2 separate regions of the Mus musculus genome follow, and region 1 is linked to region 2. Evidence: chromatin loops called from intact Hi-C (ENCODE). Cell type or tissue: left cerebral cortex. All regions are shown on one strand. Links, peaks and the distances in the headings refer to the core of each region. The heading gives the core; the rest is flanking DNA.

Evidence for each region. Peaks named below come from ENCODE experiments on the same cell type or tissue, not always from the same donor. Only the 100,000 strongest peaks of a DNase experiment are listed, where the experiment ranks them.
Region 1: it touches region 2 in a loop (2.8-fold over the local background); 18 of 42 quality-filtered maps call a loop at or near these places.

What each region holds. Positions count from the first base shown.
Region 1 is chr2:32,076,908-32,089,337 of GRCm38, forward strand. It overlaps Fam78a (family with sequence similarity 78, member A), which reads right to left and starts at 6,798. Exons shown (of 2, transcript NM_175511.4): 1 at 5,677-6,798. The coding sequence starts at 5,999. It overlaps Gm33126 (a long non-coding RNA gene), which reads left to right and starts at 8,362. Exons shown (of 3, transcript XR_374254.3): 1 at 8,362-9,555; 2 at 10,037-10,270; 3 at 10,436-12,430. In left cerebral cortex, for the core only: a CTCF peak has its summit at 6,859; DNase peaks (open chromatin) are centred at 2,599, 6,493, 6,828 and 7,847; H3K4me3 peaks cover 3,415 bases; H3K27ac peaks cover 1,375 bases.
Region 2 is chr2:32,127,950-32,140,379 of GRCm38, forward strand. No RefSeq gene overlaps it. Among named protein-coding and RNA genes, the nearest start is that of Prrc2b, 17 kb to the right of the region's middle. RefSeq lists an enhancer at 1-637. In left cerebral cortex, for the core only: CTCF peaks have their summits at 2,724 (motif pointing left) and 6,269 (motif pointing left); DNase peaks (open chromatin) are centred at 2,706, 4,723 and 6,274; H3K4me3 peaks cover 540 bases; H3K27ac peaks cover 602 bases.

The DNA.
Region 1 (12,430 bases), core at 2,461-10,460, 50 kb before region 2:
CATTTGAGGCAGAGGACACTGAGGCTCTGGGCTGGATCTGCCCAGCACTTGTGGCTGTCCTGTCAACCGTGGTCCTACACTCACCTAGACAGCTTGGGAAGTTAGGGGTTAGCCCACCTGCTCGCCAGCTGAACAGCCAAGCAGTCTGGTAAAATTCCTCTGGAATGTTATGGCATACGCTCTGGGAAAGCTGCTCAGTGCTATAGGAAGGGACGCCCAGAAGGTCCCAGAGATGCCCCAGGCCTGGGCCCTTCATAGCTCATCTCCAGCTCCTGCCTTCATGGCACTCAGCACCTGCCCACAGCCCAGACGAGGAGTATATGCCATCTCTTCCCACAGACCAACCTCTGGAGCCTTCCTCCAGCCCACGTCTCCTCAGACTCCAGCCCCAGCCCTGGCCTGACCTAAGGAGGAAGGACTCAGACCAGTGAGTGCTTACTTTTGGCTTCAAGGCCCTATACTACCGTTGGATCTGCCCAGCCCACCGCCCTCTCAGAGGTTACAGAATCAACTAGTCTTCCTTTAAAGTTTTTATTAGTTTCTAATAATAAAAGATGTTCTTTAAAAAAAACAACAAGACATTAAAAAATTAATAAAGTAGGTGGTTGTTTGGTGCATGCCTTTAATCCCAGCACTCTGGAGGCAGAGGCAGGTGGATTTCTGAGTCCGAGGCCAGCCTGGTCTACAAAGTGAGTTGTTTTGGGGTTTTTTTGGTTTTTCGAGACAGGGTTTCTCTGTGTAGCCCTGGCTGTCCTGGCACTCACTCTGTAGACCAGGCTGGCCTCGGACTCAGAAATCCACCTGCCTCTGCCTCCTGAGTGCTGGGATTAAAGGCGCGCGCTACCACAGCCCAGGGAGAAAACCCTGTCTTGAAAAAAAAAACCAAACAAACAAACAAACAAACAAAAAAAACTAAAGTAAAAGCCAAGGTATCTATCTCCTCTGCCCTCCTTCCGGTGGAGGTCGCTCCTGACATTATACTTCAGTAAACATCCTTCCAGATGCTTCTCCGTGTACACACAGGATGTGTTCTCATGCTTAGCATTTTCTTCACCATAAACCTTCCCTATCAGACTCTCGCATGTCTTATTAGCTCTTCTGGTGCTGGGGATGGAAACCAAGGCCGCTCCCGTGCAAGGCAAGACCTCTGCCACTGAGCAGGACGCTAGGCTCGGCTTCCAATGTGACACTATAGCTCCCATAAAAACCTGTTTGATTTTAACAGCAGGACTCTGCACAGTGGGCAGATCTTAATTCTCTTTCCCAATTGCAAGTTGCCTGGGCTCTCTACAACTCCCTGCTCCTACCACAGTCAGTCCCCAGAGACGCTCTCACTACGTGGCGCCCTGCAGTGGCCCCTTTCTTCACCTGTGTGTGCTTTACTTGCTATTTAGTTACCTGTGGTGTCTCTAGAAGCCAGGCCCAGACTAGGGTACAGCATTCTGGAAGTCAGACCCTAAAATCACATGCCCTGGACAGAGGAGTACAGAGACAGCCAGACAACCAGGATCACTGATAATGGAAACAATGGGCCTCATTTGCACCAGGCCTGATCTGCAGCAGAGACTCCTAGACTTTCCTAAACATTTCCCTGATAGCCCTGGCTGCCGGGTGTCTGTCTGTTCATCCCCAGGCCACTTGTTCCCCTCTCTCCGAAGGTAGCTTCATGCTGGAGCCACCACTTGGTCACAGCTAGCCCAAGGGGAGTTCTCCCAGGCTGGGCCACCCCCACCACTTCCCTCCCACCCTGAAGCTAGGAAGCAAGGACTTCCCTCTCCCCCTCACCCCACCCTGCCTCCGCCATTGCCCTGCAGATGGGGGAAGCCGCCTTCCGCCCCAAGACAGGAAGTATAGTCTTCAATTGTTCTGTGAGGCCTCAGGCCCTGGCTCCAGTTCCGGGAAGAGGCCAGCAGGGACATTCCTCCGTGGCCATCCCCCAAATCTCAGGTGCTGAGCAAACGTTACTGGGCAAGTGGCTTTGGGATTTATAGTCTGCATTCCGATTCCTTAAGTTAGAGCCTCTGAGGTCCTGGGATGCACCCCAGAGATAGCAGGGAGCAGGGAGAAAGATAACCAGAGTTCCAGTGTTCTCACACAAAGTCTATCCAAGCCATGACAGCACATGTGTGGGTCAGGAAAACCCACATGGCCTCAGGGGTCAAGGCCGTCCTGCTATGGAAAGGTACCCAGAGAGAACACAGAGAGTAACAATATCTGGTCACACAGCATAGAACAATAACCCAACATTGATACCCAGATTTGTAATCGTGGTACCTGGGGAGATGGAGCAGGGGGTGTTCCAGGGTGCTGGCTTGGTGCCACGTACTCTACCTCATTCATCCCACGGAGCCAAGCAAGCAGGGAGGTGGGCATGCCCTTGCCACAGATGGGAACTACGAGGTCTGAACTGCTCTGCTCCCGTTCCCTCCACAGCATCTGAGCTGCACTGCTCCTGTCCTTGGCCTTGGCCTTGGCCTTGGCCTTGGCTTTGGGCCAGGTTTTGGGAGAGCTCCAAAGAAGGGCAAACCAGGGACAACATTCACGGCGTCTCCCACACAGGCAAGGAACTGTAACTTGTCACTTAGAAGGCTCTATCCCAGCTGACAGGTGGCAGTTGAGGAATTGCGGGGGACAGCTGAGGAGGCAGGTGTCTCCAACAGTTTGGAGGGAGGTTGACATGGAAAGTACTGTGGGTTGGACCCAACGCCATATAGAACGCTCTCATGCGGGCCCACGAGAGACGCCATCTTCCAGCACACCCCGGCAGTTGGGCTGTGACTGAGGCGGTGGCTTTTGGAATTCAGTGTTCCATTACAAATAATTTCAAGTCCAGAACGGTGCCCAACAAAGCCCTCCTCGCTTTGGGATTAACTTCAAGCAAGGATAATGCGGGGGTGGGAGGGATATGATGGATTTCGGCTAAGTAGTCAGAATTAATATTTTTAGTATAAGCCCATTTGTAAAGAATACAAATCCTAATCCAGCCTAGGCCACCTGGCTGTCCCCTTCCTCAGGTCACTGATGCCTGGGGCCTAGAGTTCATTTCAGAGACCCAAACAATCTGGGTTGAGTCTAGCAGTAATTTCACATCCCTCCTCGGGGACATTTGTGGTTGTTACAAGATGGAGGAGGTAAAGCCAAGCGTGCTCTGTAGCTCCCCACCTCCAGCCATCAATAAGAAGCATCCCCAGGGCACAGGCAGGGGGAGGGACAGGGGCCCACTCATTTGGACTTAAGAAGTTCATACAGGAAAGTGCAGTTTTTGTTTTGAGAGCCAGGGTCTGGTGATGAAACCCTGGCTGGCCTACTCACTGTGTAGACCAGGCTGTCCTTCAAGTTAGAGAGATCCGCCTAGCCTCTGCCTGCAGAGTGCTGGGATTAAAGGTCTGTGCCATCGTGTCCAGCCTGGAAGTTTCTTTTAACAACCCCATCTAAATGTTTCTGTCTGTGGCCAGAAGGGAGCTATGAAGGGCGGAGTCCAGGCTTCCTGCAAAAGCCCAGAGTCTCCATGGGAAGGGAGGGGTACAGACACCTACAGTGGATCACTACTCAGCAAGTCCAAGTTTCAGGCTGCCTTCCTCCAAAGGACTGGCCACCTGCCCCTGTTCCTGCAATGCAGCTGGTCCTGCCTGACCTGGGACAACAGAGCCAGGGTACCCTAAAAGGAGGACCAGAATCAAGCATAGACAGAGAGCAAAGAAAATGACCTTGGCCACTTAGCTGTCCCTACAAGGATGCTATTTTTACAGTTTTCAGAGTGTAGGGCCTGGGCTGGGGAGAAAACCCATTTCAAGGAGTAGCCGGCTGTCTTTTATAATTCAGTGGTTTCTGGAAAGACCGTCAGCTTCATAAATACCATCACTTACTTCCGGCTGACAGTCTTGAAACTGAAATCACATCAAGGTTGACAGCCACCTGCTTGCAGGACTCCCATGAACTTGGCCTAGTGCTGGCTGTGAGGGCAAAGGGTGCCTGAGTAATTCCCTCACTAAGCTATACAGAGGGAACTCTGATTAGGCCCACTCAGCTTCACTCAGAGTGGCTAGGACACTTCCTAGGGTCACACCCTGGAGAGAGTCTAAGGTACACAAGATTCATCTAACTAGGAACCCAGGTGGGTAAGAGTGGAGTGAAGTCACTCCAGGCTCTTGATACCCTGGGAGCTGCTCAAAGCCATCAGGGAAGCCATCAGGTTCACCTAGTGTTTCTCAACCATCTGGATGCTTTGCAAATTTGGGAAGAGGTGTGAGGAGAATCTGGCTTGTGAAAGACCTCCCTGAATTCCTGAGTCTTGCCACCATCTCGGGACAGCTGCGTATCCAGGCTTAAAAAGAGGAAGAGCAGGGCTGGCGAGATGGCTCAGTGGTTAAGAGCACCGATTGCTCTTCCGAAGGTTCCGAGTTCAAATCCCAGCAACCACGTGGTGGCTCACAGCCTTCCGTAACGAAATCTGATGCCCTCTTCTGGAGTGTCTGAGGACAGCTACAGTGTACTTACATATAATAAATAAATCTTAAAAAAAAAAAGAGGAAGAGCTCAGAGGCAGGGGTGGGGCTGCAGGGAGCCCAATGACCCTGTGTGCCCCAGTGGTTTTAGGCCATTGGGGTGACAACCTAGTTTTAAGCCTTATCCCATCTTCCTGTTTCCTGCAGAGCTTAAGAGTCGCTAAACGGAGAAGGCACATTTGCTGACGTGACTAGCTACCCTTAGCCCTGTGGACTTCTCCAAACATAAGCGCCAACTCTCCAGAGACCTCTCTCTTAAAGCTGAGAAGCGAGGCCACGTAGAGTGGACACCAAAGACTTCGAGAGACAGTGTCGGTGAGCCACCACAGGGGTCAAGCCAGGGACTGTGTGTGTGTGTGTGGTGTCCCCACACCCCCACCAACCACTGGGTCTCAGCAGCTGCTTTCACCACAGTCCCCACGAGCTTGCCTTCCACAGGGAGGAATGGCCTTCTTTGGGGCCAGAGAGCATGCAGAACAAGACCCAAGGGCTCCAGGGTCCCATGTAGATCTATCTCATTCTAAGAGACCAAACCACAGAGATGAAACCAATGTGTCCCTCTAGCCGCTCCTAGTCAGGGCCCCACCGGAGGGACACTGGATGCTGACCCTTGACCTCCAGTGGGAGCAAAGCTGCACACTGCAGAGCAAACTGGGTTTCTGAAGTCCCTTTCAAACACACACTGCCACGGCCCACCACCACTGACAATGGTAAAGCTGGCCTCCGAAGCTCTTCTGTGCATCTGAGCCTCCACACACAACTCAGACAAGTTCAGACCCCACGGCAAAGTCCTGTGCAAAGAAGTCTGGAAGCTGTTTTGAGGCTTCCAACCACTCCCATCAGCTAATGGGTTCATGGAGGCCTGAGCCTGGGGGGCAGAGTGATGACTTCTCTGGTGACCCCAGATGGCCCTGACACTTGCTTTACCAAAGGGGCACAGGTTCTTGTTCTCTCAGCATCTTGCCAGGGAGGACAGAACAACCCTGGGCACCAGGGATAATGGCAGGGCAGGTCTAGCTGAGCTAGGACCCTAATCAACATAAAGGCTCCCCAGAGTTGCCTGACCCAAGAAGGCTTGGAGACAGTTCCACCCCTGCCTAAAGACCCCTGCAGCCCTGCTCCAGCCTCCCCGAGCCTTCAAGGCCCCCAGCCTGTCCCCAGGAGTACTCACATGCCCTGCTCCCCGTACTGGTTGTAAAACTCCATATGGCTGCACGCCTGAATCCAACCAACGATCCAGGTCTCCTTCTTGGGAATGGGCGGCATGACCACTTGGGCTGAGGCCCGGAAGTGGGGTGTCCGATAGCGCAATACCACGCTGGAGGACTCGTCGATGCTGGTGGGGATGGGGTCGATGGAGGCTTTCACATCAATCACGGTAATCCCTTCCCGGAAGACTCTGGCTTTGCCTCCGATGCTCTGAATACAGCCCATGGCACACAGGACCGCTCTAATCTCCAGGGAAGGCCAGCAGTCCCAAAAATAACAGGGCATTGAAAGGATGGAGGTTGCAGGACCCAGTGCAGAGCGCTCAATCTAATCTCAAAACTCAAAATCGAGATCCATAGGCTAGAGAACTTAAGGAGTAGAGGAGGTTTGCATAGCACTGCCGGGTCCTGTTATAAATATGGGTTCTGTTGCATCTCAAGAGCCCTGGGCTCCCTCTTCTAGCAGTGGGCAAAAGCCACCGATATTCTTTGGGTTTAAAAAAAGAAAAGTTTGGAGTTTAATGGAGAAGCATGTTTTTCTGACATCCAGCGCTGCGTCCTCACACTTGGGGATGGCAGCTCGGACACTCTCCCTGAAGTCTTCGCAGGAAGCAGACGGGCTCTGCCAGGCACATAAATAAGGAAGGCTCGGTCCCCGCGCGGTCGCGCCACCCTCGCTGCAGAACGCCGACTTCCTGCCCTTCTGCCTTCCGCACCGGCTCCCTGGAACACACGCGCCCGCCCGGCGGGGCCCAATCAATTGCAGCGTGAGCTCCGATTCAAGCGGCAGAGGTCCGACGTCCTGTGAGGCCCGTATCCACCCGCCCTTCCGAGAGGTGCGCTCCGGGTTAGGTGCTCGCCAGGTCCCCTCCGGCGCCCACTCGCGCGTTCCTCTGCCACTGTCGCTGTAGCCGCTGACTGCCGCGCAGGGCTCCGGGACTGCACTCGGATATCCGCCGCCGCCTGCTTCGCCTCGGCCGCCGAGGACCTGCAGAGAGGTGGAAGGCACAGGGCGGCAAAGTTGAGCCGAACTTTACTGCGGGGGACTCGAGGGCGCGGCGATGCCTGTGCGCCGGGCACGGGCTGTGGAGCTGACGGCGCAGCTCTGGGCGGTCTCCCCGGAGGTGGCGCCCCCCTCCGCCCGCCCCGTCAGTGGCGGCCGCACGACTGCGCGCACCAGCGAATAATCGCCTCCCGTGACATCTCCGCTGACACCGGTTTAGCTCGAGGGAGGGGTGAGGGGTCGTTCAGACTGCCACCGCAGTGGGTCACTAGGACCTCCCGGCTCGGGTACTGCGCATCAGTACCACGCCACCAGCGTGAAACGCCCCTTCTCGCTCCAGTGTCTCGATCCCCGGGGCCTCAGTGCCAAGCCCAGGCCGGTCTTTTAAGGCATTCTGCCCTTTGCCGGCAGAGGTGGCTGGACACCAAGAAGGCGTGTTGCCCCCCCCCCCCGCCCCACCGCGTGCCTCGGTTTCCCCTAACCAAGCTTGAGCCTTAGCTGAGCCCAGCGCGTCCCGAGCGCGCGCCTCCGCCGAGGAACTTTGGCAGTCAGGTTCCCACCCAGGGGGCGTCACGAACTCACCTGCCCCTAGGGCCGCTCCAGGTGCCTGGGTCACCGCCCTCCGGTCTTCCCTAACCTCTCTGCCCGCACGTTTTCGGGGCGCCCCCTCCCCTGGGCAGTGTCCCCTGGCTCTTATCTACTAGGGTCCGGGGATGGCGTGGGCGCCTCGGATCCCCAAGCCCCTCCTGGCTCCGGGCTGCTGTGGGGATGGCCGGGGGCGGAGGGCTGAGGCTCGGGGCTCTCTCGCCCCCACCCCGAGCGCCTCCTTATTTTATGATCATTATGAGCGTGCTGTCACCGCTCTGCCCCGCCGCCGCGCCGCAGCCGCCTGGCGCGCCCCGCGCCGCCTCGCTCTGCTGCAGCATCGGAAAGGCAACCAGGTCAAACTTTGCAGAAACTCGGTCCCTGCGCCTGTCTGGCCCCTGTGTTCGTCCGCAGCCGCGCGACAACGCGCACCGGCGCACGCAGGACCTGCGCTCGCCCGTGCGCCCCGTGGGATGCAGGTCCGCAGGCGGTAGCGTGCAGGCGGGTAGGCACCGCCTCCTCCTCCAGCCCGCCCGGCTCTCCTCCCTAGCTCTGGCACTCAGCACACTCTCCCCCCCCTCTCTCTCTCTCTCTCTCTCTCTCTCTCTTCTTTCCCACCTCTCTGCAGCTGCTGGGGGAGTTGAGCCTCTTCTTGCATAAACGACATTTCCTTTTTTTCTAACCCTAGGAATTCTGGGTAGTGTAGTTCTGTCTTTCTCGGGTCCTGGGGTTGGGGGTGTTCCTATTGCCCTTTGACTTCTGGATGCCAGCAGCTTTCCAGTTCAGGAGACTTGGGGCACTGCCCTGGGGATCCTAGCTGCCGGAGTTGGTGGTTGGGTGGAAAGCATGGAAGTTTTGGGAAGCTCCAAGACTTGGGAAGGTTTGGAGGGTGGGAAAAGTTGGTGTCTCCCAACCCCCAAACCCCAACCCTGTATTGATCATGTTTGTATCTTCAGCATGGTGAGAGGGTTGTCAGCTAGTTGGTCCCAAGTATGTAAGAAATTTACATTCATCAGACATTGAGTCAGAAAGTTCTTATGTATGTCTCACAGAGGAAAAAAATACCCAGAGAGGAAGACTGAAAAGGCCTGCCCACCACCCCAATCTAGCAGGTATCCCTGCTGAGACCATCTGGGGGTCAAAAGGAGTAGAGAGCCAGAATCTAAGTAGCCTCAGGCCCTTAGCTCCACCCCTACCAAGCCATTAGCTTCTAGATAAAGGATAGTTTGTGACATCAGAAAACCTGCCAGTCACACTAAGGGTGTGCCCCACCACGGCCCCTTAACTCTGACTTTCAGGGCTGTTTGCAGTAGGCACAGGTGGATACCTGCAGTTAGTCCCAAAGCTGGAGTCCACTGACCGCCTGGGAGGGCCAAAGATGGAGGGGGCATCTCTGAAACTTTGGGAGGGTCTGTGAGGAAGCCACACAGGAAATGGCCAGTCAAGGTGGCTGCTGTCTTTCCCAGCCACATTCTCAGCCTGACCATTGTTAATGTCCCATGGTCCTAGCTAGCTAGTGGGGCAATGTCCGTTTCCCATCCAACTTTCAAGTAACTAGTACACCCAGGCCTGCCTGGTGTGAGACTGCAGCAGCATATAGTCCCTAAGGGCCTCATGTACGGTCTGCAGTCTTTCCTGGCCTCCCCAGGTTCCACACTACATACTATTCTTCTGGGAACCCTTCCGACCTGCAACACCTCGTGCCATTAGCTAATCACTGCTACTCCGTGTATACAGAAGGAAGCCATTGCATCTAGGGATGACCATCTAATTTTCCATCACCCCAAATGCCTGGAACCTGTTAGAGCCCAGTGGCCACGGTACTTCTATGAAAACTCAGATGTTCTCTCAAAAACAAGACAAGATCCGGGCTGCTCCAGGTGCCTATGTGTAGTCCTGTATTTCTTAGGGAAAAGATGCCACAGGCAGGCTACACTTGCCCAGCTACACAGGGAAGCTCCCTAGAGGCGGTTTCTTGGGGAGCAGTTCTCCTGAAGCTCGTGAAAGTGATAGTCCTTTCAGGGGTCACAGCTTGCAATGGTGACAGAGCACTATAGAACCAATTCACTGTGTGAAACACCAACAGCATCTTTATCGTTCGTTTTGACCCCGGGGAAGTGGACAATAGAAAACCAGAGACCATGAGAATGAACTCTGGGTCCTGGCCCCATTCACACTGCCCTCCAAACCCACAATCCTGCCTGCTAAGACTGGTTCTTCTGACGTAGGACTGGCTACCAGAGCGGGTCCACAGGTAAGAATTTGTGCGGCAGAATGTAACCTCCCTTCGCTGGCTCCCCCATCACATTGTCCCCTGTGAAGGGCTTCACCTTGACCTGCAGAGGGTTGGCCTAGAGTTAGGAGTTGCCAGGCTACACGTGAAGTAGCTCCTACAGGGACAGCCAGAACCGAGGGTCTGAATGGACTAGGCTCATGCGTAAAATAACCCGGCCCAGCTCCTGATCTGCCTGCTTGTACATTCTTGGGCCTCGTTGGCCTTCCCCCAACACACACACCCCACAGCCCTTGTGCTTGTATGGCATTCTTGGTAGGTTGGTGAGTGTGGGATACAAACCTGTATCAGCCTCAGCATATGTGGTGGGTCAGGATGCTCCACTTACTCTCATAGTGTAAGATGCCACTGTCTGTGGAGCAGAGAAGAGGGACATCTGTTAGAGAAATGTTCTACACCAATGGACTCACACTGCCCCCATCCCCTCTCATTTGCTTTGCAGGTCAGGATGGCACAGCCCTGGTACATTGGACTATAGAGATCATGAATACCCAAAGCCATACAAGTCAGAGACGTAAATAGCATGCAGCCCTGAACAAGGACCCATGACTTGGCCCCAGAACAGCATCTCCCTACTGAACAAACTATGAGGCTGCGCTTCTGCACACATTATTTTCATAGCCCTGGCAATAGTCCCTAAGCTAGGCCTTGTCATCTCACTACATAGATTACACAGGTGCCTAGTGGTGGGGGTTTGGGGGTGGAAGGGTGATAGCTGAACCCAGGGTGACTGGATGGAGTGGGCCCTCTCTCCAGCAGTCCCTGGAGGCATAGGGACCTCGTATTTAGTGGCTACTAAAGTAGTCACAAGGCACACTATTGTAAACAAACTTGCATTTAGGATCACAGAAGAATTGCCAAGAGCCCACGACCTCCAAAGGCAAGGTCTTCATGTCTCCAGAAAGGCATTTTGAGAGAGAGAAAGTCCTCAGACTATGGAAAGAAATAAGAACTGGGATTCTGTTGCCCTGGGAAGCAGAGTTCTTGCCCTAACTGTTTAGAACCAGACAGAAAGCCAATGAGGAGGCTTGGAATGGTCTTCAAAGGACAGGTGGGTGGAGCCAAAACCCCTGGTCAGTCTGCTGGAGGGGTTTGCAGCAAAAGGCACAGGTCTAGACAAGGCTGGGTGGGTCTAAAGATAGACCGGCAAGACCTGCCTGGGACCACAGAGAAGTCGTTCAGAGAAGGCTCTGCTACTAGTCCTCAAATCCCCTGGCCCCAGCTCAGTGATAGTGTGTCTCTCCACTGAGGGACAGTGGCCAGGCATAGGGGACAGCAGAGAAGCAGGGACAAGTGCATAAAACCCAGACTGCTCTGGCTGTGAACCTAAGAGTGTACACTCTCTTGGCCAAATGCTCCAAACCACGTTCTCCCAAGGCAGCATTGGCTTGGGACCTCCCCACCCGCCTCTCCATCATCTTTTGCCACTGATCACTGAACATCTTGGCTGGACACTTGATCTTCCTCAGATAGTCAGCAGTACATAATCCCCATGGGGCAGAAGGATGAGGGACAACTCCAGGAACAATGAACGAAGGCATGAATTAGCATAAATAATGAATAGGTATGAATTGATGCTCACGGTGGTTACAAGAATCAATCTCATCAATCAGGAAGTGGACAGGTCAGTTGTCTTGCTGCGCAGTTCAATACTGAGCTGCGAGTGGCGTGGAAGAGCGTACACCAAGGCTTGGGAGAGTGAGCTGGGGATGGGGGGGGGGCAGTGCCCACACATCTGTGCTTGTGTGTTTTGATGTGTGATGATGTGAGTGAGCTCCTGGTGGAATTGTGTGAGTGACAGTGTCTGACAATGTGAGAACAGTGTGTCTGCATTTGTTCTGGCTGTGTGGCCCTGTGTGTTTGTCTGTGGACTAGTGTGTGCATGCACCCATGTGAGCTGCTGTGGGTGTAGGCGAGTACAGCTGTGGGTGTGATTGTGATGGAGGAGAGTGTGTATGGGAGAGTGTGCTTGTGTTTGCCTGGGGTGTGTCCTGTGTAACTGTGGGGATGGCTGGTGGGCTGAGGCTGAGCGGAGGTTACTGCTGGCATGGTGCCCGGTGTGCCCGCATTCGTGTGCCCAACGCGCTGAGTCCGTAAGGCTAGAGCTTTCTGGCAGTTGATGCCTCTCAGTGTGCACGGTCTCCCCGGGCCCTGGGATCGGGCCTCCAGCGCCCGGCTGACGCCACCCTACGTGTGCGGATCGGCGGCTAAGGGACCCACTCTGGCCCCAGCCCAGGGTGAGCGGTGCCCATGGTGCGGAGCCTCTGGGGAAAGACAGAGGGGGGCGACAGCAGGCTGGGCGCGGCCTCGGATCCGGTGCGGCACTGAGAGTTCTCCAAGGTGCTAAAATAAACCGAGCGAAGGATCAGGTTTCCCGACCAAAATAACCCAGCAGCAGCCTTAGAAATGTGAACCGGGAAAGTGATCCCTGGCGCGCGCCAGCGCTGGAGGCGGTGATGAAAGCTGCTTCCAGTGGTACTGGGGGGGCGGGAGGGGGTGCTACTGGCCAGGGAGTGGTCGCCCCTCCAGCCTCTGGCCCACCTCCCTTTCTCTTCTCCGGTCATTACTTCCGAGAGGAGCCTCCTGATAGTTTTTGTACTGTGATGGCCAGGTGTGCAATTTCTTAGAGCCAGCTGAAGTGTTCCGTTCAGTATTCCTGGATGCCTAGTGTGTGCCAGAGCCTGTCTAGCACGTGTGAACAGGTAACAATAGCAGCACCCAGGGACTGCCACTTTGCTAGGAGAACATCAAGGAGTAAGTAGTACACAGGGTGTTAGGAATTGACACCGATTTTAGTAAACAAAACCTGAAGACTGCCAGGAGACAGGAGAGGTTT
Region 2 (12,430 bases), core at 1,893-9,892:
AAACCCAGACCTCCTATGAAGGTGTTAGGGACCCTCCCCACGTCTGGAGAACCACCTCCTGGCTCCTGGGAACAGATTTTCAGCCTCCTGGCTTCCGCCCTAGCAGGGGTCCTTAGCTAGTCAGTCACATTCCAAACTAAAGGCTGACTCCCCGCAAGGCCGACCCCAACGTGTTTTCTCAAGCTGTCTGAAGAAATAGCTCTGCAGTGTGGCTTCCCGCTGAGATAACCCGGGTTTCCCCTGGTGCCCCCTTCCCACGTGGCCGGAAGACTCCAGGCTCTATCTTCCCCGGTGCAGGGGGAGAGAGCGTGGGTTGGAATGTGTCTCCTGATAACAGGGTTTATGAAGGGCTGGGATCGGGGTTGGGTGCCCGTCCCAGGCTCTCAGGGATGTGTGGTGCTGGTTGATAAGGGTTCTCTGCAGGGGCCTTGGCACTGAAGCCCTGCTATGGACCAGAGCTGAGAAAGGGTCCCAGACCTGGGTCGCTTGTGTTGGGAGCTTAGCATAGGCTGTGTCCATAGGTGTAGGAGGAGAGGGAGGAAGGAAAGGCCCCAGAGAGTCCCAGTGTGAGAGACCGAGGCTGTGAGAAGAGGAACGAGCCAGGTGTATGCAGCCTCTAACCCTTGATCAAATCCCATAGATAGCACAGGAAAGGACTGAGTTACACAACAGGTGATCTGCTGGTGCTTCAGGCCTAGTGTCGCAGCCACTTGGGCAACAGAGGCAGAATAAGCTCAAGTTTGAGACTATCCTGAGCTACATAGTGAACCTGGTGTGGTGGTGCATACCTTTAATCCCAGCACTTGGGGGAAGGGGAGAGGGGGGGGCAGGCAAATCTCCGTGAGTTCGAGGCCAGCCTGGCCTGGTGACACTGAGAAACCATGTCTCGAAAACCAAAATAAATAAATAAGTACATAGGGAGGGGTATAGCTTAGTTGAGAGAGGGCTTGCATGTACAAAGCCCTAGGTTCGATCCCCAGCACCTCATAAAACAGCACTCAGGAGCTGAAGACCAAAGGGTCAGCTATTCAATCATCCTTGGCTGTCCTTGACTGCATTGTGGATTTGAAGTTAGCCTAGGCTACAAAAATTAATAATTATTACATTATCATAATAATGGTAATGATGGTGATGGTGGTGGTGATGATTGAGATAATGAATAGATGGATATGTGAGTATCAGCTCCGGAATCAGTTTAGGCTTTGCTCAAAACCATCTCATCCCTTAGGAGCTTTGTCCTATAAGTGTCCCTGTCCCCATCCTGAGGAAACAGTAGGTATGGGGTTTATGTTCAAAATGGAGCCTCGTGCCCCCCAAAACTCTCAGCAAATAGTCTTCACAGCATGATGTTGGAATTCTGAAGGTGAGCCTTTCCTTACAAGGTCGTGTAGAAGCCCGCAACAGCCATCCATGCCAGAAAGGTGACACAGACCTGGGAGGCTCCTGAGTCTGGGACAGAAAATGTTACAAAGGCCAAAGAGTCAGAGCTGAGAGCCTCTCTCTGACAGATTCCATCCCTTGGTCCTTCCTCTCATCTTCTTTCTTCTCTGTTGTCCCATCAGCCGGTGCCCACCCAGAGTGGCTAGAGTCTCTGGAAGCTAAGCTACATGCCTTAACCACAGGGCCCCGGTAGAGACCAGGCGGCTCTGACTGGGGCCCTGTGTAGGCAGGTGATGAACTGAATCGTAGGAGCCCTGGCTTCCTGGACAGGAATGGACACACTGCAGGCCCTCCCCAAATCAATGTTTAGAATAATCCTTGTAGCTCAGCACCAGAGCACTTAAGAGCACTCTCTGAGGACAGCCTCAAGCAGGGTACTGGATGCCACTTCCCAGAGGGCGCAGCCTGAGGTGGACAGTGCAGGTGAGAGGGAGGAGGCGCTGGAGTCAGGAGTGTCCCTGCTATGTCTTGTGATGTTGCAACTCAAGGGCCCCCTGACTCAGCTCTGTATTAATAGCCCTGGCCAGTTCCCAGGAGACCAGCTCTGCCAGCGGCCAGTCAGAAGACTTCCAGACAGGGCCTCCCTGTATCCATAGCTCCGTCCCACAGCTCCTGACTGCTTCCTCACGCCTCCCCTCCCCCAACTCCCCGCTGCCCCGAGCCCACCTTCTCTAGAAGGAATCATAGGGGTAAGCCTCTCCAGCCTTAAGCAGTCCTTTATAGATCTCAGGACTTAAGAGAGCCAGCTGAAGGGGACCTGGGAGGGAAGATGAAAGGGGGGATGGAGGAGAGGACAACATCAGGGTAATAAAGCCAGAGCCAAGTTCAACCCCAGCCTCTGGTTTCTAATGTGGTGACCTGTAAGGGTTCACTTAATAAGAGTGGGCTTTTGTTTCTCGCTGTAAAGTGGGAATCTTTTTTTTTTTTTTTTTTTTTTTTTTTTTTTGGTTTTTCAAGACAGGGTTTTCTCTGTATAGCCCTGGCTGTCCTGGAACTCACTCTATAGACCAGGCTGGCCTCGAACTCAGAAATCCGTCTGCCTCTGCCTCCCGAGTGCTGGGATTAAAAGTGTGCGCCACCACTCCCAGCTGTAAAGTGGGAATCTTACTGAGACTTCTCACTTCTGGTTTTGCTGTGAGGACAAAATGAAGTAGTTGTCACAAGGGCAAGTCTTGGAACTCACATCTTGTCATCCCTGTTACTGTATCTTTGGATCTCCACACTCCTTGCTGTCAGCACATTCTGGATTGGGTTTCTGTCGTCCTGAGCCCTCTAGTGTTCACAGGCTGTTGTTGCGGCAGGCTCTGCGTTCGTGGATTCATGTCTGTTTCTTTTTTGGTTTCTTTGAGTTTTTATTTTTCCCTCCCTCCTCTCATTCTTTCTTTCTTTTTTTTTTCTGCCTTTTCTTGTGAGACAGGATCTTTTATAGCCCAGGCTGGCCTGCAATTCTCTATTTAGCTGAAAGTGACCTTCCTTCCTCCTCCTCCCAAGTGCTAGAATCATAGAATAAACAAATATGCCCCCTCCTTTCCAGAGGAGCACGAAAGACCAGACAGACTGGTTTGCCCATCCTTGGGATGAACTCTGGCTTACTGGGTGCTGGGGATGGAAGCCTGGACCTCCTGCATGCTAGGGCAGTTCGTTCTCTCTCTCTCTCTCTCTCTCTCTCTCTCTCTCTCTCTAGTCTTTAGCCCCTGTAAGGTATCCTTTCTGATCCAAGCCACTGTTACATATACACAGCACAGTAGACTGAAAATGGAGATGGGGTCCCCTCTCCCCTTCCCTTTGGAAGCTCAAAAGATCTGACAGAATGATTTGGGTACCTGTGAGCCGCCGAGCCCTGGGGTCTGGACTCTCAACGTTGGACAAACCACAAGGTCTCTGACCTCCTGAGTCTTTATCTGCAAAGAGGCCTGAGACCTTGTGGGGAGGTTTTGAAGAGAGGGACAGGAGGAGGCAGCCATGGAATCCATGACTGATAAGCAAGAGTAGAGGGCCCTCTCAGAGGCCGTAAAGCCCACGCAGGTCAAGGTTATCCGGGTTGGAGTAGAGCCAGAGACAGGAGGCAATGAGACACAGAAGGCTAAGTGTCACAATTAGAGGAGTCAGATGCAGAGCAGTGATCCCAGGCTGCGTGGCCGTAGGGACCAGTGTCAGCAACTCCCGTCCAAGCCTGGCCCATCCACTACTACCTTTGTGTCCTGAAGCTAACCTCAGTCTTTCCCATCTGCAACATTAGCCAGGGCTAACCCCCAGCCTGTCCACAATGCACAGACCTCCAGCTAGCCCCAGCTTGGGGATCCTGAAGAGAGCTCTTATACCCTCTAGCCCAGCCATGAGCATCCATCCTGACCCTAACCAGGGTGTGCAGTAGAGACATGATAAATGGAGCTCTGTCCCAGGGATGTGATGTTGGTCCTGGGTCTGAAAACTTAGCCCACTTACTGTCTGGCCCTCTTAGCTTACAGAGGTTTAGCAGTTGAACTGTGCACCCCCTAAAGTAGATGTGTTGGGGACCTAACCCTAGGCCCCCAGATGTGACCTTATTTTGTCTTTACAGCCATAAGAAGAAGCTAAAATAAGGTTACCCTAGCTTACTAAGATCACCTTATTTAAAAAAAAAAAAAAAGCCACAGCATAAACAAACGGCAGGAGTCCTCCTGTATGATAGTTCAACAGATAACTGCATTTGCACCAAGCTGACAAGTTGGTTCAATGCTCAGGCCCTACATGGTGGAAAGAGAGAACCAACTCCGAGAAAACATTCACACACAAATAAATACATTTTAGAGAAAAAACAAGAGGCAGATCTGAAGTTCAGTTCCAGTGGTTAAAACAAAACAAAACAAAACAAACAAACAAACAAACAAAAAACCCACTTCACACCATGTCCAGGGTTTGAGCCTCAGACCTAACAAACGGAACTGGTGAAGTTAGGGCCTGGGAGCACTGCTCAGTGGCCAAGTGCTTACTGTGCAGGTGTGAGGAGCTGAGGTCGGCCCCTTGGCACCTGTGTAAAAGCCGGGGGCAACAGTGTACATCTGCAATCCCGCTCTGGGGGGACAGAGACAGCAGAGTCCTGGGGGCATGCTGGCCACACAGTCAAACTAACATGGTGAAGTCCAGGTTCACTGAGAGACCTTGCCTCCAAAAAAAAAAAAAAAAAAAAAAAGTGGGAAAAAAATAGAGCCAATTGAAAGCACATACGAGGGGGCAGGCAGGGAGTTCTCCGAGCAGAGAGAAGAGCACAGATGGAAGGAGGCAGCGATGCTTTCATAAGGCAAGGAAAAGGAGCCAGAGGCTACCGAGAGGGAGAGGCCAGACGGGAGGGCGTGGCCAAATGGGAGGGAGGGGCCAGACGGAAGGGAGGGTCCAGATGTGAGGGAAGGTCAGGACGGAGGGAGGGGCTGGGGGAAGGGAGGACCCAGAGGGAAGGGAGGGGCCAGATGAGAGGGAAGGTCAGGACGGAGGGAGGGGCTAGGGGGAAGGGAAGACCCAGGCGGAAGGGAGGGGCCAGACGAGAGGGCGGAGCCAGACCTAGACAGCCTTTCCCTAGGTCTTCACACCTTACCTTTGGCCCACTGATCCCCTAAACTGTGAGGTAATACACTTCTGTGGGTTGTTACAGTGTCTCTAGCAAACTAAAGTACCTACAGTACCCAAGTCCCTAGCCCTAACCTTTGCAATGTAATAAAGCCTGGAACCATTAAAAATAAAACAATGGGCTGGAGAGATAGCTCAGCGGTTTAGAGCACTGACTGCTCTTCCAGAGGTCCTGAGTTCGATTCCCGGCAACCACATGGTGGCTCACAACCATCTGTAATGAGATCTGATGCCCTTTTCTGGTGTGACAGCTACAGTGTACTTAGATATAATAAATAAATAGCCGGGCGTGGTGGCACACACCTTTGATCCCAGCACTTGGGGGGCAGAGGCGGGTGAATTTCTGAGTTTGAGGCCAGCCTGGTCTACAGAGAGAGTTCTAGGACAGCCAGGGCTTCGCAGAGAAACCCTGTCTCGAAAATACATACATAAATAAATAAATAAATAAATAAATAAATAAAAAAGACAAAAGGCCTCCTGCATTCCTACCACTATCTCTTATTGAATTTAAGCTTATATAGCTTTTGCCTAGCTTTGTATGTAGTGTGTGTGTGTGCCCAATGAGCAATGCATGTGCAGTGTTGAGGCCGGAGGCTGACATCAGGTGTCTTCCAGAACAGCGCTCCATCTTGTTTTTTGAGGCAGGATCTCTTACTGAAGCAAAAATTGACCAGATGGGTAATGGTAGCCAGTGAAATCCAGAGGTTTCCTTGTTTCTGCCGCACCACCAGTGTGGAGGTTACAGACATACACTGCAGCACCTGGCTGCCAGGCAGGTATTTAGGGACCCAGATCCAGGCCTTCATGATTGTGTGGCAAGAGGCTTGCCAGCGGAGTCATCTCTCCCTCAGCAGAGTCTCATCATGTATCTGTGGCTAGCCTTGAACTTGCTATGTACATCAGGCTGGCTCTAGACTCACTGAGATCCCCCTACCCTTGCCTCCTGAGTACTGGAGCCCACCACACCCCGGGACCTTTTGTTGTAAGACATTCTTGCACTGTAGCCCAGGCTGACCTTAAACATACAGTCCTTCTGCCTGTTCCCCAATGTCTAGATCATGCTCAACTTAATCAATATTCCCTGAACTCCTCTCTGTACCCAGTCTCTGTATTCTGGTGGAGAAGTACCCTTTTTCCAGATCTTTAGAGCCCAGTGCTGGCCACAGAAGACCGTAACTGGAATAAATATAGAGCTTGTGGCACCCCCTGCTGGTCATCCTCAGCATAGCACTCCTCTCTCTAGAGAAGGTGAGTGTTTGCTGGAGATTTATTGAAGGCAGGTGAGGGCGCTGCAGGACATGCTATAACAGTCTAGATGTCTAGACTTGATGTCTGGAGGAGCCCCAGGAAGTTTCATAGAACCTGGATGGCAAGGAAGGCCCTGATCAGAAGAGAGGTGCAGGGAAGGGTAAGATGTAAAGGCTTTGTATGGAAGGCCATTGGAATCCCATCACAGGAGGGACAAGAATTAAAAGCAGAGGACCCTGGGTAAGTGCCAGCCTGCATTCAGCCAGGAATCTTGACCCAGGAAGGTGTTGAGGTCCTGGGGGGAGTGGCATTTCTTGCAGAGCCTTACATGGCAGCATTTCCAAGGAGTCAGTCAGGAAAGGCATGGGGTAGGGGAAGGATTCCTGCTGCTGCTGAGAGCTCCCCTAGGAAGAGGAGGGAAACAGGCTAGGGAGTGAGTAGGGGACATTCCATAGGTGGATACAGACCACAGCTCCTGCCTCGGAGAAAGTAAGAAGAGACAGTTTTACTCTTGGGCCAGGGAGATGACTCAGTGAAAAATGGGTTTGCTGGGAAAGTAGAGGAACCTGAAGGACCCCAGAATTCAGATCCCCAGAACCCAGGTAAAAAGCCGGGGGGAATCCCAGGAACAAACCAGCTGGCTAGACTAGCCAGAACTGTAGCGCTCCAGATTCAGTGAGAGACCCCACCTCAGTGCATAAAATGGAAGCTGTTGGAGGAAAGTCCCAATGTCAACTTCAGGGATCACACACACACACTACATACAAAGCTAGGTAAAAGCTATATAAGCTTAAATTCAATAAGAGATAGTGGTACGAACGCAGGAGGCCTTTTGTCTTGTTTATTTATTTATTTATTTATTTATTTTCGAGACAGGGTTTCTCTGCGAAGCCCTGGCTGTCCTAGAACTCTCTCTGTAGACCAGGCTGGCCTCAAACTCAGAAATCTGCCTGCCTCTGCCTCCCGAGTGCTGGGTTTAAAGGCGTGCGCCACCACGCCTGGCATAGCTAAGCAGTGGTGGTGAATGGTTTTCATCCCAGTGCTTGGGAGGCAGATTTGAGGCCAGCCTGGTCTACAGAGTAAGTCAGGGAGCCAGGACTATACAGAGAAACCCTCTTTCTTTCTTTCTTTCTTTCTTTCTATCTATCTATCTATCTATCTATCTATCTATCTATGTATATGGTTTGGTTTCTGGATTCTTTGGTTTTGTTAGTGAAATTTCCTTGTGTAGGCCAGGCTGGCCTCAAACTCTCAACCCCCTGTCTCTATCCCACTGCATCTGACTCTACTCTGTTGCAAATATATATATATATATATATATATTGTTTGGAGATGGGGTCTCATATAGACCATGATGGCTTCAAACTCTCCATGGAGCCATGCTGACTCAGACATGAGGCTGGCAAGAAGATTGCTATGGGTTCAATACCAGCCTGGGCTACAGAGTAAGACTCACAATCAAATGTTACTTTTGGTGGCAGCACATGCCAGTGTCATCTGCATCATCTGTGTGGAGCCCTGTCTGCTGACAGAGGACTTGTGGCAGCCTGGCTCTGTCAGCTTTTGATATTTGCTGATGAAGAACTAAATTTCAGATCCTCCACAGATTGCTGCTGTTTTATTTGTTACAGTTTTGTTGTTTTTCTGTTGTTTTGACAGGCTGGGCCAAGGTGGTGCACACCTTTAATCCCAGCACTCAGACTCAGGAGGCAGAGGCAGGTGGATCTCTGAGTTTAAGGCTAGCCTGGTCTACAACAGAGCGAGTTCCAGGATCACCAGGGCTATACAGAGAAACCCCTGTCTTGGAAAAAAAAAAATGCCTCAGTGGCTAAGAGCACTGGCTGCTCTTCCAAGGACCTGGGTTCAATTCCCAGCAACCACATGAAGTTCATAACTGTCTGTACCTCCAGTTTCAGGGGATCTGACACCCTCACATCAATGCACATAAAATAAAATTATTTTTATAAGAAATGATACCTTCATGTTTTAATTTTCTCAGGCCGTTTGTGACCCTGTCCTCTAAGCCTCCCCCACCCCTAACTCCTGACCCAGTCTGCTGCTGCTGCTTCTTCTTTTTCTTCTTCTTCTTCTTTTTTTTTTTTTGGTTTTTCAAGACAGGGTTTCTCTGTATAGCCCTGGCTGTCCTGGAATTCACTTTGTAGACCAGGCTGTCCTTGAACTCAGAAATCTGCCTGCCTCTGCCTCCCAAGTGCTGGTATTAAAGGTGTGCGCCACCATGCCCGGCTTGCTTGCTTGCTTGCTTTCTTTCTTTCTTCCTTTCTTTTTAAAACAATCTTTTTTTTTAAAGATTTATTTATTATTATATCTAAGTACACTGTAGCTGGCTTCAGATGCACCAGAAGAGGGCGTCAGATCTCATTACAGGTGGTTGTGAGCCACCATGTGGTTGCTGGGATTTGAACTCAGGACCTTTGCAAGAGCAGTCAGTGCTCTTACCCGTTGAGCCATCTTCCAGCCTTCAGTCTGCTTCTTAAGAGATCCAAATGCTGTCGAGTTTATCGTTAGTCCCTTAGCTCATGGTCCCTTCCTCATGTCCCAAGAGCACAACCATCAATCACCTCTGCAACTGTTGTCAGCCCCAAGGATTCCACTGTATTTGCTGGGATCCTTAGTCACACCCGCCCATTCCCCACGCAGGTCCAGTAACAACACACATGAGCTGGGGACTAATGAGGGTGGGTACATCTTTCTGGTCACAGCTGTTATAAACTTTTGTGTACAAGTATTCTCATTTCTCTGAGGACAGTTGGTCCACTTTGACAAATTTATAACTTTTTGTTTGTTTGTTTGTTTGGTTTTTGAGACAGGGTTTCTCTGTATCCCTGGCTGTCCTGGAACTCATTTTGTTGACCAGGCTGGCCTCGAACTCAGAAATCCTCCCTCTGCCTCCCAAATGCTGGGATTAAAGGCGTGTGCCACCACCGCCCAGCTAATTTATAACATTTCTGCATGAACTCCTGGAGGCCACAGGCGACCTTACATGCCTTCCTAATAGCTCTCCACTTTTATTATTATTTTGTGGTTTTGTTAGATATGTATTTGATGTGCATGAGTATTTTGTCTGCACGTATACATGTGCCTCATGTTCATACCTGGTGTTTTTTTTAAGTCAGAACCAGGACAAACAAGACTATAGAGAGGATTTTGCCTTGGAAAAACAAAAAACCAAACAAGATCAATAACAAAATGTGGTTGGGTACGATTCGCTTTCTACAGGCCTCAGAACTTCAGACCAACTTTGCAAAGCCTTTGGCTGGTTACACTTCCCCTGAAGTTCCTCTCCTGCCACCAGAGACCGGTTAATAAGGCCGCCCAGCAACTGGCCTTTGACTAGTGGTGGCTAAGGAAAGAGTTCGGTGGGAAAACGGCTAGCCATGAAGGCAGGAGGACGTGATTTCAATCTCCAGCACCATGCGTGGTGGAAAACCGCAGAGCTGGAAAGGCGGAGACAGGAGGATGACTTCAGCAGCTCGCTGCCCAGACAGAGCGTGACTTGAGTGAGAAACCCCGTCTCTGAAACACAAGACAGACAGCCCGGTGTTCTGTATCTGCAGGGGACTGACTGCTCCTAGCTGCTTACTAAGTTACCAAGCCTGGGTTCCAAACTCGAGGAAACCCGCTGCGGCCGGATCCCGGGCGACCCGGACCGCACAGCAGCCAATAACAACCGGGCGCTGCCAGCCCCACAATCTGCCGGACGTCGCAGTACGGATGACCTCACAGCGCGTCGCGGAATCTCAGCCAATCGGAGCAAATTTCTGGGAGAGAGGCAGAAACTTCACCCAATCGCTTACCCCCGACCATAGCTCGTCCAATCACAATGCGAGACAGTAAACCCCTGCCCCTCCCCCCCAAAAAAAAACAAGAGGGGGAAAGGAAAGGGATGCGGCTATAAGGCCCCACCCTCTACCCCGCGATAACACGGATCTGCGCATGCGCGGGAACGCTGAGGCGTTGCAGGCTGTGCTATTCCTGGGTTTGATGACCCGTCTGTAGTACACTGCATGAAATATATATATATATATATATATATATATATATATATATATATATATTTTTTTTTTTTTTTGTTTTGTTTTGTTTTCTGAGACAGAGTCTAGTAAAGCCTAGGCTGGCTTTGAACTCCTTGTGTGTACGAGGATCTTGAACTGATCTTTTTGCCTCCTCCCCTTGAGTTCTGAGATTACAAGCGAGCATCACCACACCCTCTAGAATGTGATTCTTTGAAAATTCATCCACTCTATGAGCGTTAGTTTAAATAGGACAAAAACGCTTAGGGCATTAATCCACTTAGCGAGCACTGCAACAGATGCCCGCTTGGTTCTTTGAGGAAGTCAGAACAATATGAAATTGTACTAATATGGATTTACATGGATTGACCCTCAGCTGAGATAAGGGTCCCTGGTCAGTCTGTATGCTGCATATTACTGAAGTGGTTTTTTTGGTTTTGTTTTTTTTAGATCAGATAATCAGAAATAAAAAGATCATGTTTCCCTCTTTTACCCCAGAGGGTCCTTTTGTACCCTCCCCCGGGGTAGCAGCACTTCACTCTGCAGACTTTCCTTTTATTGTCTGTAGAGAGGCAGGCGCCTGGCAAATGTGTGTGTAAGCCCTGGAGACAGATTGCCTGGGTTGAGGCCAGGCCCTGAACATACATTCTTAGCTATTTCAAGCAAGGCATGTAACCCTTTCATACAATATCTTCTTTAGAATGAAGGTATAAACAGAAGCTGTCTCTAGATTCTTGTGAAGATCAAGTGAGTTTGTATCAACATGTTCAGAATGATGCCTAACCCATAATAAGCAATGAACATGGACATCACAACACTATCTCCTCCTCCCCCAGTGCACACCACCAGACTGCTATCTCCAGTCTCCTAAGCAGTTAAGTGAGGACCAAGGGAGGGAAATCAGAAAATCTGACAGTGGTAATTTGGAGATAGGTACCCATGGGGAACACCAGCAAGCTGAGTCCGGAGGGGTGGGTAGGACACACCCATGCGAAGGGAGTTAACAGGAAATGGGAAGGATTCACACCATCAGAGGTCCAGAGGTGAGGAAAAGCCTTGTGGGTAAAAAGGAAACAGGGAAGAAATGAGGCTAAAGAAGTCAATAAGGGCCAGAAACATTGCAGCCGCCTGGCCCGAGACTTAGCCAAACTGTCTGGTATTTCATTAGTTAATTCTCCTTTGAAAATACTAGAACCTGTAACCTCTCCTGAGAGTTGAGGCTAGGGCCGAGCATCTGGGAAAAGCCATTGCTCACAGCTCTGCATGGAACTCCACGGGCCCCTGACCTATGGGGACCTGGCTCAGAGAACCCTACTCTCTCATTATTCTTGATGCACACCTGGGCCCCCCTGGTTTGTCATTCCCCCTGTGGCGATTGTCTGAGCTTGGTGTCCACTGGGGTGTGGAAGACCTGTATCCCAGTAGCATCCATCCTTTGTGACTGTGGACCAGTGATTTAAGTACTCCATCCTGCCTTTGGCTGCTATATCCAGGCAGCTGGACCTGAGACCATCTCAAACCTACCTTACACTGGGAAGTTACGACAGAGTCATGAGATCAGCTTAGTCACCTGGATGTCTTTACAAACTTTCCTTAAAAAATTTTTGTTTGTAAAACTTTGTAACTGCCAGAAGGAACAAAGATCCTCTAAAGGGACCTTGTACCCTTCCTGTGGAAATCAGACTATTGACACAATGGTCGCCAAGAAATTGCAATTTTCCAGGGAATCCAATGCTGAGAGGAAAACCCTGGCTGAACCCTGGTGCTGGGGTGTCTCCCAGGGAGAAGCTTCATACAACTTGTCAGACCTCCTTGCAGGAAAGACTGGAGTAACGGTGGATCAGTGATCAGGGTTGGCTTAGACTGCTTAGTTATGCATAGCTCTGGCCCTGTATTTAAACCTGAACCTCATGTCAAGTTCCTGAGCTAGGGAGAGCAAGTCACTGAGCCTAGATAGTTCTCTTCCCAAAATGGCCATGTGGAATAAACCTTTCTCCTCTTTCCACTTCTCTGTGTGTGTTTAATTGGCCTGTTGATGAGTGTCTGAGCCTACCTTGCCAGGTCTCCCAGGGCCCAGGCCCTTGTCCTAAGAAGCCTGGTAATAGGTA